Regions from separate parts of the Homo sapiens genome. Here region 2 is linked to region 1. A link is a loop called in an ENCODE intact Hi-C map of the cell type or tissue named here. Cell type or tissue: heart left ventricle. All regions are shown on one strand.

The links. Peaks named below come from ENCODE experiments on the same cell type or tissue, not always from the same donor. Only the 100,000 strongest peaks of a DNase experiment are listed, where the experiment ranks them.
Region 2: it touches region 1 in a loop (2.4-fold over the local background); 6 of 110 quality-filtered maps call a loop at or near these places.

The regions. Positions count from the first base shown.
Region 1 is chr9:107,973,219-107,981,218 of GRCh38, forward strand. No RefSeq gene overlaps it. Among named protein-coding and RNA genes, the nearest start is that of KLF4, 490 kb to the left of the region's middle. In heart left ventricle, no CTCF peak of the experiment used is centred here; a DNase peak (open chromatin) is centred at 3,723.
Region 2 is chr9:107,911,723-107,919,722 of GRCh38, forward strand. It overlaps the pseudogene RNA5SP293. Among named protein-coding and RNA genes, the nearest start is that of KLF4, 430 kb to the left of the region's middle. In heart left ventricle, no CTCF peak of the experiment used is centred here; no DNase peak of the experiment used is centred here.

The sequences.
Region 1 (8,000 bases):
TTTTTGGATCTAACCTACCTTTTCCCAGGCCCAGTAAAGTGCCTCACACAAAGTAGGCATCCCATGAATTAAGAATCTTATTGTATTGTATCAGTTCATTGGGTACTTCCTAATGATCTCTCACATTGTCTTTTATTCCTCTTCTCCCACTAACCACTCTCAAATATCCCTTTTGTGATTATTTATGACAGAGCAGCAATATAGCTCACCTTTGAATGAACATGGACCATGCAAACTGTCATATGCTTGGTGACTCCTTTAAGTCACTCAGAAATTTATTATGGCAAGCTTGATCCTTAAAGAATGTCTCCTTTTACATCTCCTAATATACACAGGTTGCGTGTGTGAACACCTGCTCAGGTCCCCACATTTTATGGAAATGACACTGAATCATTTTGCAACAAAGGAAGGGCTTTGGATACTTCTTGGAGGTGTGTCTGAGTGACAGGATCTGGGCAAACCAGTTGAATGGGTGCACCCCTAAGCAACCAGTGGCCTACTCTGGAAGGAATTGAGTTCTGAAACCAGAAGGAACCATGATTACAGAAGTTCCTAAGCTTTCCTACCTATAAGGCAGAGATGCTGTATTCTTCACAACAGAAAATCTAGCCACATGTAAGGAGGCTGCTAACCAGAAGATGGCCTATTGTTCAGCAGGCTAAGAACTACTCACATCTTTCCACTTAGATTCTCTTGGCTAGAGAGCCCTTTACAGAGCTTCCAGTCCAGTGTTTTTTGTCTTCTCTTCAAGGCAGTCCTAGAATTACCCCAAGCTGCCTTAGAATCAACCTTAGGGGCAAGAAAATGGGGCTAAGTAAGTTCTTGAGATTTCTGTTTCCATACAGAAACTCTGATTTTGTTCTCTTTTATATCTTGGGATTCTTTGAATGATTTATTTTAAGGAAAGAGTACGTCTGCCTAATAAAAGTATTTAAAAAGAATTCCTCCCCCCCCCATCACCCTTTTTTTTTTTTTTTTTAAAGGCAAATTGGGTCCAGGAGATGAAAAGTGAAACTAATCCCTTTAACAAAGACTTCCATGTTGCCAAAGTCAACCCTTTTTCTACTCGACCTCTTGGCAGCATTTGATCCCAGTTTATCACTCCCTCCATCTTGAGTTGTTTTCTTCTCTTGGCTTCCATGACAATGTACTCTCCTAGAGTTTGTCTTCCAGTACTGTCTGATTCCTCTCGGTCTTTTTCCTGGCCCCCAATACTCCAGCTCCAAATGCTGGCCTTTCCAGGGCTCTGCACTGAGACTTTCTCTCTTCTTCAACTATATGCTCCCCCTAGGAATCACATCTACTCTCATAGCTTTAAATTCTGTCCTCATACAAATGATTCCTACTTGCATAATCACACTTCTGATCTCCTCTTACTGGACTCAAAACTCGTATATGAACTTTATGTCTTCTCCACTTGAGTGTCTCAAACTAGACATTTTGAAGGTGGAAATCTTGGTCTCCCTCCTCCCCCAACCCCATCTATACCTTGTCCAGCTGTCCCTGCCCAGTAACTGACGACCTTCCCTGTCGCCTAGCATATGAACTGGAGTAATAGTCCTATGTGTTGAATATGTTGCCCACAGGACTGCCCCTGCAGCATGGGCGAAAAGTTAGAATTTCTTTCTCTCACCCCTACATTTAACCCATCAGCACCAGGACTCTAGTTCATAAACATACATCAGGTCCTGGTCTACAGACACTATCTGAACTTGTGCCATCTGTTTTCACCTACATCAATGAATAGCCTCTTAATAGGTCTCATTGCTTGTATTCTGGTCTCCACTTCCCTCATAATCCATTCTCCCTATGGTTTTAAATATGTAAATCAAATAATATTATTCTCCTGCTCAAAACCTTTTAGCCACCTGTTGCATATATAATAAAACCACCATTCTTCCCCAGGCCTGTGGAGCCCCTGCCTTCCTCACTGACCTCACGTGGAATGACTCCTACATTCACTCCCCGAGCTCCAGGCACACAGGCTTTCTTCTGATTCCTGGAACATCCCAAGCTTGGTTTTACATGAGGCTCTTGTAAGAGAAGCTGCCTCTTCCTGGAATGTTTTTCTCTTAGGTCTCAAACTCAAGTCTAAATATTACTGCTGGCCTCCAAAAAAACTTTCCTTGACTTCCTTTTCAAAATGTTGCCTTCCCAGACACTTTGTAGCATATTTCCTCCTTTTAATTCAAATACCTATTATCTAACACTTATTTTTTCTTTCATTTCTTATTATTTAATGCACTATTTTCCTCCCATCAAAGTCCATGAGAACAGGAATCTTTCCTGTCTTGTGCAATGCTTTTCCCCAGCTCCTAGAACAATTCCCAGCACATGATTAACATTCAGTGGGTATTTACTGAACACATGAATTGAAAGTGACTCTTTTAAAGACAGCCCTGGCAGAACCAGGCTGCCAAACTCCCACGTCAATGAAGGACTCATGAATTGACTTCTAGAGTCTCTGTTCAGGACACAGCGTTTTATGGATCTATGTAATGACTTCCTTCCCACTGAGCAAAGAAACGAAATAAAGTTGCTAGAGATATAACCTGTAGAGTTATGGGAATATTTTACTGCCTAGAAAATAATCTACTTATTCAATAAACATTTATTGAGGGCCTATTACGTGGAAGTTAGGCGCCAGGAATATAAACATGAACAAGATAAAATCTCACCCTCTTCTGTAGACAAGGATAGAGACATCTAAGCATATGGTGACAGTATTAACATTTTAGTGGTCATAATAATAGCCAGTGCTTACTGAGCACTTAGCAATGGGGCACTCTTCTGAGGACTTAAAGTACTTGGCACATTTATTTCTATGTTGTATATACTACTCTTCCCCTCATTCTGCAGTTGAGGAAACTGAGTCATAGTTTAGGTAATTTGCACAAGGTCAAAGAGAGCATGTGCAGAGCTGGGCTTTGCATCCTGATAGGGTATTGGGGAGCATGTTCCCTCAGCATGATGCTCTGCTGCCTCTCTCCTACAGGCGTGCAGGAATTGATTTGGGGACACAAGAAGGAATAATTCTCTCTGTCCTTGGTGGCGAGGGAGATTCAGTGAAGAATTTACTATGGAAATGATCTTTGAGCTTGGTACTTGCAGGTTGAGATGGTGTTCCCCATAGGGACATGTTGTAGGGAGACCCAAGGTAGAACAGCTGAGCAGAGCCACTGAGTTGCAAAAGGGCATCATTGTCTTGGAAACCTTGTGGGATTTGGTGGGGCTGGCACATCATGAGTAGTAAAGAAGAGATGCAGGGTGAAACTATAGAGAAATGCAGGGGCCATGATGAGAAGTTTCTTCTATTGCAGATTAAGAATGAATTTTACACCCTTGGCAATGGGGAGCAACTGGAGATATTTAAGCTAATGAATGACACATTCTAAGTTTGCTTTAGAGAGGTCACATAAAAGGCGGATGGGAGAAGGAGAGAGAAGTCAAAGGGAGACTATTTAAAAAGTTCTTGCAGTGGTCCAGGCAGGAGATGCTGAGGACTCGTGGGGCCTCGTGGCCCCTGTCTCCTAGGGGTAAGAGAGGTGCCCCTGGTGGTCTAATGCTGTGTGTGGAAGGAGAGAGAGGGCAGTCACCTGGGGTAAACTCAGGGTGTTTGCTGAAGGCGGGTACAGGCCACTTCCCCAGCCACCAAGGAAGTCAGCACAGTTGCCCTGGCCTCTGTATAGCTGCCCCACCCTTTGACTCCAGCCAGCTGTTGGCAGGACTCTGACATAGCCTCCTCACCACTGCTGTGGCTTCAGGCTTTGACAGGAAAAGGCTGCTGTCCTCTTGTTAAGGGCTGTGCCTCAGCCAAGTGCAGAAGTGATGTCAATGCCTTTCTGCCCTGCCTGTCTCAGAGTTCTTTCAAAACAGGCTTTAAAAACATGCTGAGGTCACAGAGAATGTGTTAACTTGTTTGGTGGATTATTATCATTTTATCACTCTTGTGATTGGCTAGAGGAGATGAGCTCTACAGTACTTAAGAGAGCATGGGAATTTCCATGCTCTAGAATTGATAAATGGGAATAATCAAAGAAAAGATCAGTAGCAAGTCCTTGCCTTCAGAAAGAACAAGACCCCTAAGTTTTTCCCATAGTACTCAAAATCAGTAGAAAGAAGGTTTTGGCTTTTGAATTTTAAATAGATTCATTGATTTTAAATAAATCGATCACAATAAATTTTGCATAAGAAAGAAATCCTAAATAAAAAGAATTCCACTCCAACTCTACAAAAGAGTTGTCTTCTATAATGAAGACCCAATGAGAGCCAGCTGTGGTCAAAATGTCTTCAGTTGTTGTCCTGGTAGCAAATGGAAATTGTCCTTCCTTCAACTACTCTTACCTCTCCTCATCTGAACATTTTCACAGGTGCTTACTGGCATCCCAAATTGCTCTCCATGGCAAAGTCTTTCAGGACAAAATCTAGGCGTTTATGAGATGAGTAGCTGGAAGTGATATGTTCTCAATGTTCCCTGCTGGGTTTTAAAAAATTATGTTTTTTTTTCCGCTAAGCACCTACCTGGAAGACCTGATATTAACCTTATTTCAACTCTTGATCCCAATGATTAAAAATATAATTGCTATCAGTATAGTTATTACAACAAAACTTCGCTGTCATCAACTTGGTTGTATACTGTAATTTTATCCAAAATAACACATTTGTAGAGAGTTGTAGATGTTTTTAGACATAAGAGATCTTTTACCAGCTTAAGGATTCTATGGACCTTACCATGTTTGTGAATATGTGAGCTATGATGCTGGAGGATTTCAGTATGCTGAAGAATTGTTGCAGTACACTAGATGTCTTAAAATGATTGCAGCTAGTTGCTTAAGTTGGAAGTGTTTAAAAGTGTATTCCAAACACAAGTTATAGGAAATATTTTGAGGCAAAAAATTTCCATTGTATACTAATTCTAGAATATGGCACATATTTTTGTTTTGGAGATTTACAATACAATAAAGAAACCATGTTCTGTCCAATTCTACTTAAACACAGCATTTGTTACACTTTTATTGACCACAGAATCATAGTGTGCATGTGTGTATGTGTGTGCGCAACAATGTAAGAAATCTGCAATAATGATTCTCTTAAGGTTTGACTAAAAAAAAAAAAACTGCAAGGCACATGAGTATAACCAATAAAATGACCTGTGAATGGATTTTTCATTCAGGTTCTATTGCCGTTAGCTCTTCGAGATCTTTCTGAATTTTGCGTAGTCAGTTGTAAGTTCATTCTCATGACTTTCTCCAGCCTTGCTGTTTGCCATACCATGGCATTTTTCTTCCTTACCAATGATCTAGGTTTCCCCCCACCTCCAATTCACTCTCCACCTGCAGGTTAGTTGGACTCCATCATCATCATCAGGCTCCTCCCACTGCTCTTCCAGGTCACAGCTAAACAACTGAAATGCCATTCCAGATGTTTCTCAGATGCCTTTGTCCCCACACTCTTTGAACCAGTTGATAACGTTCAAAGTTATTTTATTCTTGGAATGCCACCTTCCTCAAGCTTCAAAATACTGAACTGCCAAGGTTGTTCCTGATACATCAGCCACCCCTTCTCTTCCTCTATACGTCTCTTTTTCTTTCTTCCCTCACTCCAGATAAAGTAAGCTACTATCTGTTAAGAATCTGTTATGTACTTTATGTATTTTATCTCATTCGATCTTCACAATGGAAATCAGATGTAGGAGTCCCCTCTTACTGTTAAGAAACCAAGGATCAGAGAGCTCGAGATACTTGTTCAAGGTCACGCAGCTAGTAAGTGGCAGGATAAGAATTCCCATTTTAATTTCTCAAAACACCCAATTCTGTGTCACTTTTTCTACTTCTATATCTCAAACAGGGCATGGGTACCCCTGGGTGAGAGAGTAGGCAAAATCGCTGGTTAGGTATGGAGAATCTACGACTATCTACACCACTTAACATCATGGAAAAACAGTAAATAATATATTTTCAAGGTGAAACAAAACAGTCCATCATATGAGCTAGAATACATACTTCAAAAGAAATTTTAAGATGGACCTTAAGTCTACAATGGAATGTTGTAACTCTCAGGGATGTCACTTGGCTCTTGTTGACTGACACATTCTGGGCACTCAATATAGCCACTAGCAGCAGCAATAGCACCATTGTTGTTATTGTTTTTACTCTGTCCCAGAATCTGTGCTCAGATGCTGCAGGTAAGATGGTGGTAGATAAAAATGACGTGGTTTCCACCCTAATGTAGTTCACACTCTAGTGGATAAGACAGGAAATCACCATGCAATATATAATTGCAAACTGCAGTAAGTGTGGGGAGTTATGAGAGCGTGTAGCAGGAGGAACTGATGTAGTGGTGGGGAGGAAGAGGCACGAGTGATGAGGAAGGTTCCCGAGGGCAATGATAATGAACTGAGATCTGAAGAATGAGTGGAGTTAAGTGAGTGAATTAGTATGTGAAAAGTGCTCTCCTGGGAAGGACCAAACTATATGAAGGCTTCTGAGCATGGAGTTTTGCAAAGACAGAAACACCAATGTGCCTGGAGCCTGGAAATCAAGGTGTAGAGTGGCTGAGGATGAGTCTGGATAGGTAAACTGGACCTAAGCCAGGTATGATATTGTAGACAGCAGTAGGAGATTTTGTTTTGTCCTAAGACAAGTGGCAAACTGTTGAAGGTTTTAAGTAAAGGAGTGACATGCTATGACTTAGGCTGTTGTGGGGAGAATGCATTGGGATGAATGGCAAAAATCGAAGGGCAGTGATCAGTTAAAAGTTCTTTCAGTAGTTCAGGACTAGGATGATAGTGGAGGCAGAGAGAGATCTACCAATTTGAAGATATTCAGATTCAAGAATGGCTTACATGTAGAGGGTGACAGAGAAAAAGGTATCAAGGACAATGCCTGGATGTCTAGCTTGGGGAGTTGTGTGGACAATGGTAACATGCTTGAGGCCACCTAGTTAGTAACCAGCAGGGTCAGGCCTGTGACCCAAGGCTTGGGTGATGACCTGTAACACATCACAGCTCTTCCCAGTGACAGGGCTTGAAATCCTTCTGCTCCAGTTGAGATATTACGTCCTTGCATATGGGCCTCATGAAAAGTTCTTCTAAAATTGGAAACTTCTAACAACCTTGGACTTGGAGTTAAGATATCTTAGATTAAAATTCTTGTAGCATGAACAGGTCACTCAACATCGCTGAGCAAGCATCCTCATTCAGTTCAACACACATAGTCCAAATACTTGTTTCAAAACGAAGTGCTGTGGGAGGTAGAAGAGATGGGTTCAATCTGCAACAGAGACGTCTTCATGTGAATCTGGGACCATTTCTGGTCCTCTCCTCAAGTCACACTGCTGTCTTTTCCTCTATGGGTTGCTTCTGTGGTATGGGAGCTGAGAGGAGCTTTTGATTGAATGTATTTTTGCTCTGCAATTTCAGGCGAAGTCAGCTGTAATTTCCTGCATGTTAGAGGCCCAGGAAATGTGTAGTGATGACAAAACTTGCCCCTTAATCTGTTCCTCATCATCAGCAGGTGGGCTACTAGAACGTTATTTGTGTTGAGATCTGGAAATAAAAATATGGCTAGTCATGAGTGTAAGGCAAAGGACCTCAAAGTTTCTGGTGCATAAGAATCACTGGGGTGGCTTTTTAAAACACAGATCTCTGGGCCCTGCTAACCCAGAAATTCTAATTCAGGAAGTCAGGATGCAACGAAGAAATCTGTATTTTAGTAAACTTCCAAGATGAATCTCACGCTGATGATCTAACTGCTACATTGAAAGAAACATTGGCTTGGGGGTTGTCAATTTGGCTGTGATTCCTTGAGGGTAGAAACCTTGTCTGCTTTACTATACCAAGACCTACTTGGTTGCTCCATAAACATCTGAGTTAAATTGAAAAATCTTTGAGTTTTTCCAAATGGAATTACTATGTTGTGGCCCAATTTTTCCTCCCAGCCATCTCGTTAAATTTTTGATGACTCTGCTTTTATTTTAAGGACAATGCATTTGAGGGACAT
Region 2 (8,000 bases), 61 kb before region 1:
TTACAGAACTTTATGAAGCAAAAACTTATAGAATTTTTAAAAGTATGAGTCATAGTTATTTTAGTATTAAATACTCCTATCTAAGTAATTGGTGAGATACATGAAAAAATTAGTTACATTATAAAATACTAAACAACACTATAAACTTGTGTAGATAAAACTCATAGAACATTACACTCAACAATGGAAGAATACACTTTCCCTTTAATTACACATTGAACGTTCACTGATTCAGGCCACATTTTGGGCAACAAAATGAGTCTCAATAAATATAAAGTGATTTCAATCCTACAGAATATTTTCTGTACTCAACAAAATTAAATTATCAATGAGTAACAGGAAGATATCTAGAAAATTCTCCAATTAAAAAAAAAGTAACATGCTTATAGATAACTCTTGGGTCAATAAAGAAATCACAAAGAAATTAGAAAATGTGTTGAACTGAATTATAATTTAAAAAACAACGTTTGTGGGATACAGCTAAGGCAATACCTGTAGGGAAATTCATAGTTTTAAACGTTTATATTAAAGAAGAAGAAAGCTCTGTAAGTTCTGTGAAAGTTCTGAGATTTTTTTTTTTACTTGCAAGCTAACAAATTAGCTGGCACAGTTTCCTGAATGGTGGCAGAAGACATGAGACTCCTGGGTCAGAGACAAAGGACTTGATTATATACAGCAAGAGCAATAGCTAGAGTACCAGCATTGATACTGATTCCCTGAATCCCAATTCACAGAGGGTGATAATAAGAGGGCCAAATGACATCTAAATATGCAGTGGGTTGTGTTATAGGAGAAGAACCTCAAGTTCAGGAAACATGGATCTTTTATAATGGACAGTAGCCTCTCTGACTTTGCCCCAGAAGGAGACATTATATTTATTACATTGAACAGTGGACACACCTGCCTTTTGCTCTGGTGGGATTCGCTATCTTTATCTTTCAAGGTGGTTTTCCCTACGTTTATTTTCAAAAAGATAGTGTAGAACCAAGGCAGTCAGTGCTGCTTCTTGCAAGATGTGCAGAAACATGAGAGATCATGATTTGTCTTCAACAGTCTACACCAATGAACTAAACTTCCATTTTATGAAGCCAGAAAAAGAAGAGTAAAATTAACCCAAAATAAGTTGAAGGAAGGAAATAATAAAGGCAAGAACAGAAATAAATAAAATAGAAATGGTGTAAGCATAGACAAAAGATTGTTCTTTGAAAAGATCAAGAAAATTAATAAACTTTAAGCATAAATGATCAAGGTAAAAATAGGAAGACAAATAATATCAGGAATAAAAAAGACTGTACAGTTTCTACAAACATTCATACCAGTAAATTTGTATTATAAACCATTTTATAGAAATAAATCTGTCACCTTACATAGAACAGATAAATTTCTTTAATAATGCACCAAATTAAGTTTTTACTGTTGTAATGAATTATGACAAACTTAATGGCTTAAAACAGTATTCAGATTTATTATCTTAGAGTTCTGAAGATCTGAAATCTGAACTGTTCCTCACTTGGTTAAAATCAGGGTATCAGCAGGCCTGCATTCCTTCTTGTGGTTCTAGGGAAGAGTCTACTTTCTTCCTTGCCTTTTCCAGCTTCTAGAGGCCACCTATATTCTTTGCCTCATGGCCCAATTTCTCCATAGTCAAAGCCAGCAATATTGAGCTGTCTTTTTCTTGCTGCCGTCTCTCTGGTTTTCTCTCTTTTGTTTTCCTCTTTCATTTGTAAGAACACTTGTGATTGAATTGGGCCTACTCAGATAATCCAGGAACATTTAGCCATCTCAAATTCAGTTCATTAGCAACTTTAATTTAATCTGCAATTTTATTTCCCTTTGCCATGTAACATAGCACATTCTCAGGTACTGGAGATCAGGATGTTAACATCTTTGGGAAGCGATCATTATGCCTACCATTCACATGTTACCTGAAATGAAACTAGAAGAAATAGAAAATATAAATAGCCCTACATTTACTAAAAATTAAAATAGTGATTAAAAATCTGAAAAGTCTGGGCAGAAATGGCTTTTTCTAGTGAATTCCATCAAACAATTGAGGAAAAAAATATCAATTGTACAAAATGCTTTAAATAAGAGGTAAAGGAAGGCTTTCTAACTTGTTTTATAAGTCCAGCATTGTCTTGATACCAAAACCAGTCAAACATATAATGAGAAAAGGGACTGGTATTTTGAGACTAATATCTAGGATGACCAAAAATCTAGGTTTTCCTGGGCCTTATCCCAGCTTTAGCACTGAAAATCTCATTTCAGTGTCAGGCACCTTATATAATATTCCTAATAGACACAGACACAAAAATTCTTAGCAAAGTATTAGGACATTGAATTCAACAAGCAATATGTAACAAGTATAGTACAATATATCCCAGTGGGACTTATTTCAGGAACATAATATTGCTTTAAAGTTCAAAAATCAAGTAAAGACGTTTAACATATTAACAGAATAAAGGGAAAAGAGAATTTTTTTCAATATTTGCAGAAGAAATATTTGACAAAATTCAAAACTCATTTGTAATGAAAAAAAAAAAAACCTCTCAGCAAACTAGGAATAGAAGGTACTTCCTTAATCTGATAATGACCATGTATAAAAACCTCCTACTTACATAATAATTGATGGTGAAAGATTAGATTTTTTTCCTCTAAGATGAGAAATAAGGCAAAGATATTACCACTACTGTTCAATCTTATACAGTCTTTTATAAATATATAACAATAACTATAAGAATAAAATAACAAATATAGCAAAATATGTACATGACTTCTACATTCAACACTAGTAGGCATTGCTGATAGAAATTAAAGAAGATATATAAAAAAATACCGTGTTCCTTATTTTTAAAAATTGACGTAAGATTTTAATTCTCCTAAAACTGATCTATTGATCCAATGTAATCATTTGAAAATGTAATAACTTAGATTAGCCAAAACAATTTTGAGAAAGAGAAAGCTGAAGAATATCTTCTACCTCATTTTAAGACTTAATATAGAGTTATAATCAGGATCATATGATATTGGCATAAGGATAGACATAAGGATCAATGAAATAGACTAGGCAGTTCAGAATACATCGTTGATTGATTTCAACAAAGGAAGCAAGGCAATTCAGTGAGGAGAAGATAATCTTTTCAATAAATTGGACTAAAACAATTGAATAAAATGAAAAAAATCCTTGGTCTTTATGTCACACAACAAATACAAATTAATGTAAAATAGATCATAGACATAAGAGGTGAAGCTTTAAATCTTTTAGAAAAAAATAATAAGAGAAACCCTCTCAACACTGGTGTAGGCAACTATTTCTTAGACAAAAAAAGCATTAACCATAAAGAAAAAATATTTATGTCATCAAAATTAAAATCTTTTGTCCTTTATAAGACACCATTTAAAAATGACAACACAAGCCACATACTAGAAAAAAAATCATATGACATACATCTGATGAAGGACCTATATCCAATGTATTTGTCAGGGTTCTCTAGAGAAACAGAAGCAATAAAATGCAGATACAGATAAAGATATAGATATGTCTAATAATATACACTATTTGTTATTCTGAGATTTATTATGAGGAATTGGCTCCTGTGATTATGGAGTCTGAGTAGCCCCACAGTCTGCTGTCTGCAAGCTGGAAACCCGGGAAAGTTGGTGACGTAGTTCAGTATGAGTCTGAAGGCTTATGAAGCAAAGAATCTGGTGGTGTAAGTCGTAGTCCAAGGGCAGGTTAAGACCAATGTCTCAGCTCAATCAGTCAGGCAGAATGAGCAAATTCTCTTTTCCTCTGCCTTTTTTTTTTTGAGACGGAGTCTCACTCTGTTGCCCAGGGTGGAGTGCAGTGCCAAAATCTTGGATCACTGCAACCGCCGCCTCTGGGGTTCAAGCAATTCTCTGCCTCAGCCTCCCAAGTAGCTGGGCTTGCTGGCGTCTGCCTCCATGCCTGGCTAATTTTTGTATTTTTAGTGGAGATGGGGTTTCACCATCTTGGCCAGGCTGGTCTTGAACTCCTGACCTTGTGATCCACCCACCTCGGCCTCCCAAAGTGCTGGGATTACAGGCGTGAGGCACCATGCCCGGCCTCCTATGCCTTTTGTTCTATTCAGTGCTCAGTGGATTGGATGGTGCCCACCTACATTGGAAAGGGCAATCTGCTTTACAGAGTCCAACTCAAATGCTAATCTCATCCAAAAACATCCTCAAAGACACATCCAGAAATCATTTAGCCAAATATGTGGCCCATAATCTGGTCAAGTTGACATAAAAAATTAAGCATTATATCCAGGATGTGTATGTGTGTATGTGTGTGTATCTACCTGCCTGTCTTTCTACCTATCTACCTACCCATCTTACAACTCAGTAGTAAGAAGACAAATAGTTCTGATTTTTTTTAAAGTGCAAACAATTTTGAGAAACAATTCACAAAAGATATAGGAATAACTAATAAGCACATAGCAACATTAACCATCAGATAAATGCAAATTAAAATTTCAGTGAGATACCACTACATATCCACTATAATGGCTAAAGCTAAAAGGACTGACAATATTAAGTGTTGGTGAGATATTTGGAGCAATCAGAATTCTCAGACATCGCTGGTAGAAATGTAAAATGGTAAAAGAACATTGAAAAACTCTGGCAATTCTTCTATAAAGTTGAACATACATTTACCATAAAACTCAGCAATTCCACTCCTAGGTTTTTATCTAAAAAGAAAGAAATACATATTCTTACCTCAGACTTGTAAATGAATATGCACAGCAATTTTATTCATAGGACCCCCAAAGTGGAAACTATTCAAATGTCAATCAACTGTTACATAAGTAAACAGATTGTGATATATTCATACAAATGAAATTCTCTTCAACATGAAAAGAAACAAACTACTGATGGAAGCAAGAACATGAATGGATCTGAAAACCATGCTGAGTGAAAAAAACTTTACACAATACAGTAGATGATCTATGATTCCATTTACCTTAAACTCTAGAGCTGAAAAAAGTTGGAAAATGGAAAATGGAAAAAAGTTGGAAAAAGCTGAAAAATGGAATCTATGATTCCATTTACCTTAAACTCTAGAGCTGAGAAATCAGATCCTTAGTTTCATGGGCTGGGACTGAAGGTAGAAACCGACTGCAAAGGGGCATGAGAAGCTTTCTGGGTTGTTGGAAGTTTTTTTTTTATCTTGATTGGGGTTGTGACTACTAGGTATGTAGGTGTATGCATCTTGTCAAAACACATCAAACTGTACACTTAAAAAGAATGCATTTTATTGTATGTAAATTATACGTTGAAATTTTGATTAAATAATATCAAGCCTGCTGTTCCCCACAGATCTCTCTGTATACCAGTAAGTGCTCCCTGGGATCCAATAAGGAAGCTTACAAACCAAATGATCTCTTTGCCACTGGGATAATCCAATGTCCTGAGTGGACTCCTGCATTATCCTCAGTTATAGTCACTCAAGTATATTTAGAAATGCCTGGGCATGCCTTTGGGGTCCAACTAGGTATTTTATCACAAGGAATCCCAGAGCTTCCTGTGGAAGAATGTACCATCAGAAAGGATAGAGTAGGCCATCCAAGCTTTGTACACATTGAGTAGTCTGAGGAGTTTGGTCACAGCTTGGGCTCTGCCACTTAGATCACTTCTGGGGCAGCCTGCCTCCTAGGCAGATGGAGCTGAAGTACAAGGGAGTAAAAACGCCGAGGACTGGTCTTCTATGATTCCTACAGGAGAATGAGCCACAGGGCATTAGTGTGTATGGCTTTCTGTGCTTGAGAAGGCTGGTAGACAAGTCAGAAACAGTACAGAGCAGCATGGACATTGTGGCATAAGAGCAGAACAGAATGGCCATCTCCAGAAAGGAAGGAAGAACAAGCATCATGCTGTCATGGGTATGGCAATGATAGAAGCTGTGATTGATGTCTGGACCTAGGCACCAGCGCAGGCAGGGAAGCAAAGAGCAGACCACAGAGCCCTGTACGATGCACATGAGGCCTCCCATGTGAGTGGGTGGAAATTTCAAGGGGACTGAAAGACTTGGGGTAGAAGCAGAGAAATACTTTTTCATAATAGTTGTCATGGTAGCCTTATGGCTCTTAATTGAGTATGGCTTTGCCAACCCATGATGCAGGCAACAAAAGATTTGCTTAGAACAGGTAAACAAGACAGGAAGGGGAGTTGTTTGCCTCTGTATGCAAACCAAAAACCTTAAGCACTTCAACATGCTAGATGATAATGTACATAACTGATGTGGTCATTGATTTCAGATCAAGAAAGCAGTTACGTTAGATTTACAGGTTCACTCTAAGTGTGAGTCCAGTCCCTAGTGACATAAGTTCTTACCTTGAGAACGTGCATTAGAAATAATGGTAGCAATTTCATCAGTGGACTTACATTTTATAGCTTTTGTTTTTCTTTTTTCCCCTTTTATAGTGATCAATTTTGATATAAATTTGCAGAAGTATTTAACAGAGAAAGCTTAAAAATATTTTTTAAACAATGGCCCATTTACCGTAGTAAAGAGGACCACTTATAGTTTGAGAACCATTGCCACAAAACAGAGGCTGAGAAACTACAGCCCACAGGCCAAACCTAGCTCATCTGTTTTTCTGCAACCTATGAGCTAAGAATGGTTTTTATAATTTTAAATAGTTAAAAAAAATAGAGAATACTATTTTGTGGCATGTAAAAATTATATAAAATTCAAATTTCAGTATCTATAAATAAAATCTCACTGGAAAGCAGCTGGGCTCATTCATTAACATATTGCTGACTGCTGCTTTCATCCAACAGTGGCAGAGTTGAGTAGTTGCAACAAAGACCACTGCGCCCGCAAAGCCTAAAATATTTACTATCTGGTCCTTTACAGAAAAACTGTATGCACCCTGCTCTAGAATGGTTACTACTCGCTTGGATCACATCCTGGTAATCCAGTCTGGAGCTATTTGAAAGTCATCAGAACCAAAGTATTTCTTCAAAAATTGTCTTTATAAGCTGTGGGCTAATCCCAATAGGTCTGTCCCAGTTAGTCCCAGTTACTGGTGTCAGCTACTGTCCTGCTCGTGGCTTCCCCATGGGTGCCCCGTCGCTGCCAGCACGTGGCTTGGCTCTCCCCCGTCTCCCAAGGAAAACCGCCTGCTGCCTTTATTGTTCTGGGCATTCCCATTCACGTTTTCACCAAGCCTGACCCTGCGTGGCTTGTAAAATCTGATGGGATCTCTGCCCAAGGAGGCATGGCTGCAGGCACGTGGAAGTGCCACTCAGAAGAGGTGGTAACATGTGAGTAGAGAGCAGTCTGCAGAGAGATGGGTGGCACCTCGCTTTCCGTACACTTGAGCTATGATCATTGAGCTCCTGGGTTTCCTGAACATGAAACTCACACACTGCTTAAAACAACTCATTAGCATGCCTGGGGAGAGTTGAACAGTTCAGGCTTCTCAAAAGTCCAGTGTTTCCCTAGGAAGGAATTTACTAGGGTGGTGGTAGGGCTGGGGTAAGAGACTCCTCTACATGACCAACAGCATTGCATTAGGTACCTTGGCAAGAGCCAAGCGAGGTAAACAGTTCCATTACACATACGCCACATGAGGAGTGAGAGATGTCAGAGCTGGGCCAGTATGGAGGCAGCTGAGGTACACTGGAAAGAATACCAGTGCTTGATGCCAGGAGGATCTGTCACTTACCAGCTGTGTCTTTTGGACAATTCACACATTGCCTCTTGGAGCCTCCTCTGTGATCTAACTCATGGGGCAGTTGAGAGAATCACATTAAATAAAGCAAATGAAGAATTTTGCCATCTGCAAAGCCCTCTGCAAACGCGAGGGGTTATTACAAGGCAGCTTGTGAGAATCATTCTTTTTAGTGCCGTGTATTGACAAGGGAGCCACTCTCTGGTTAGTACTGGGCCAACAAAGCTTGGCTTTTGACGTCTATAAAAATCAGTTTAGGTCTTTCCTTACCTAGATATTAGGTTGTAAGGAATCTTTAAA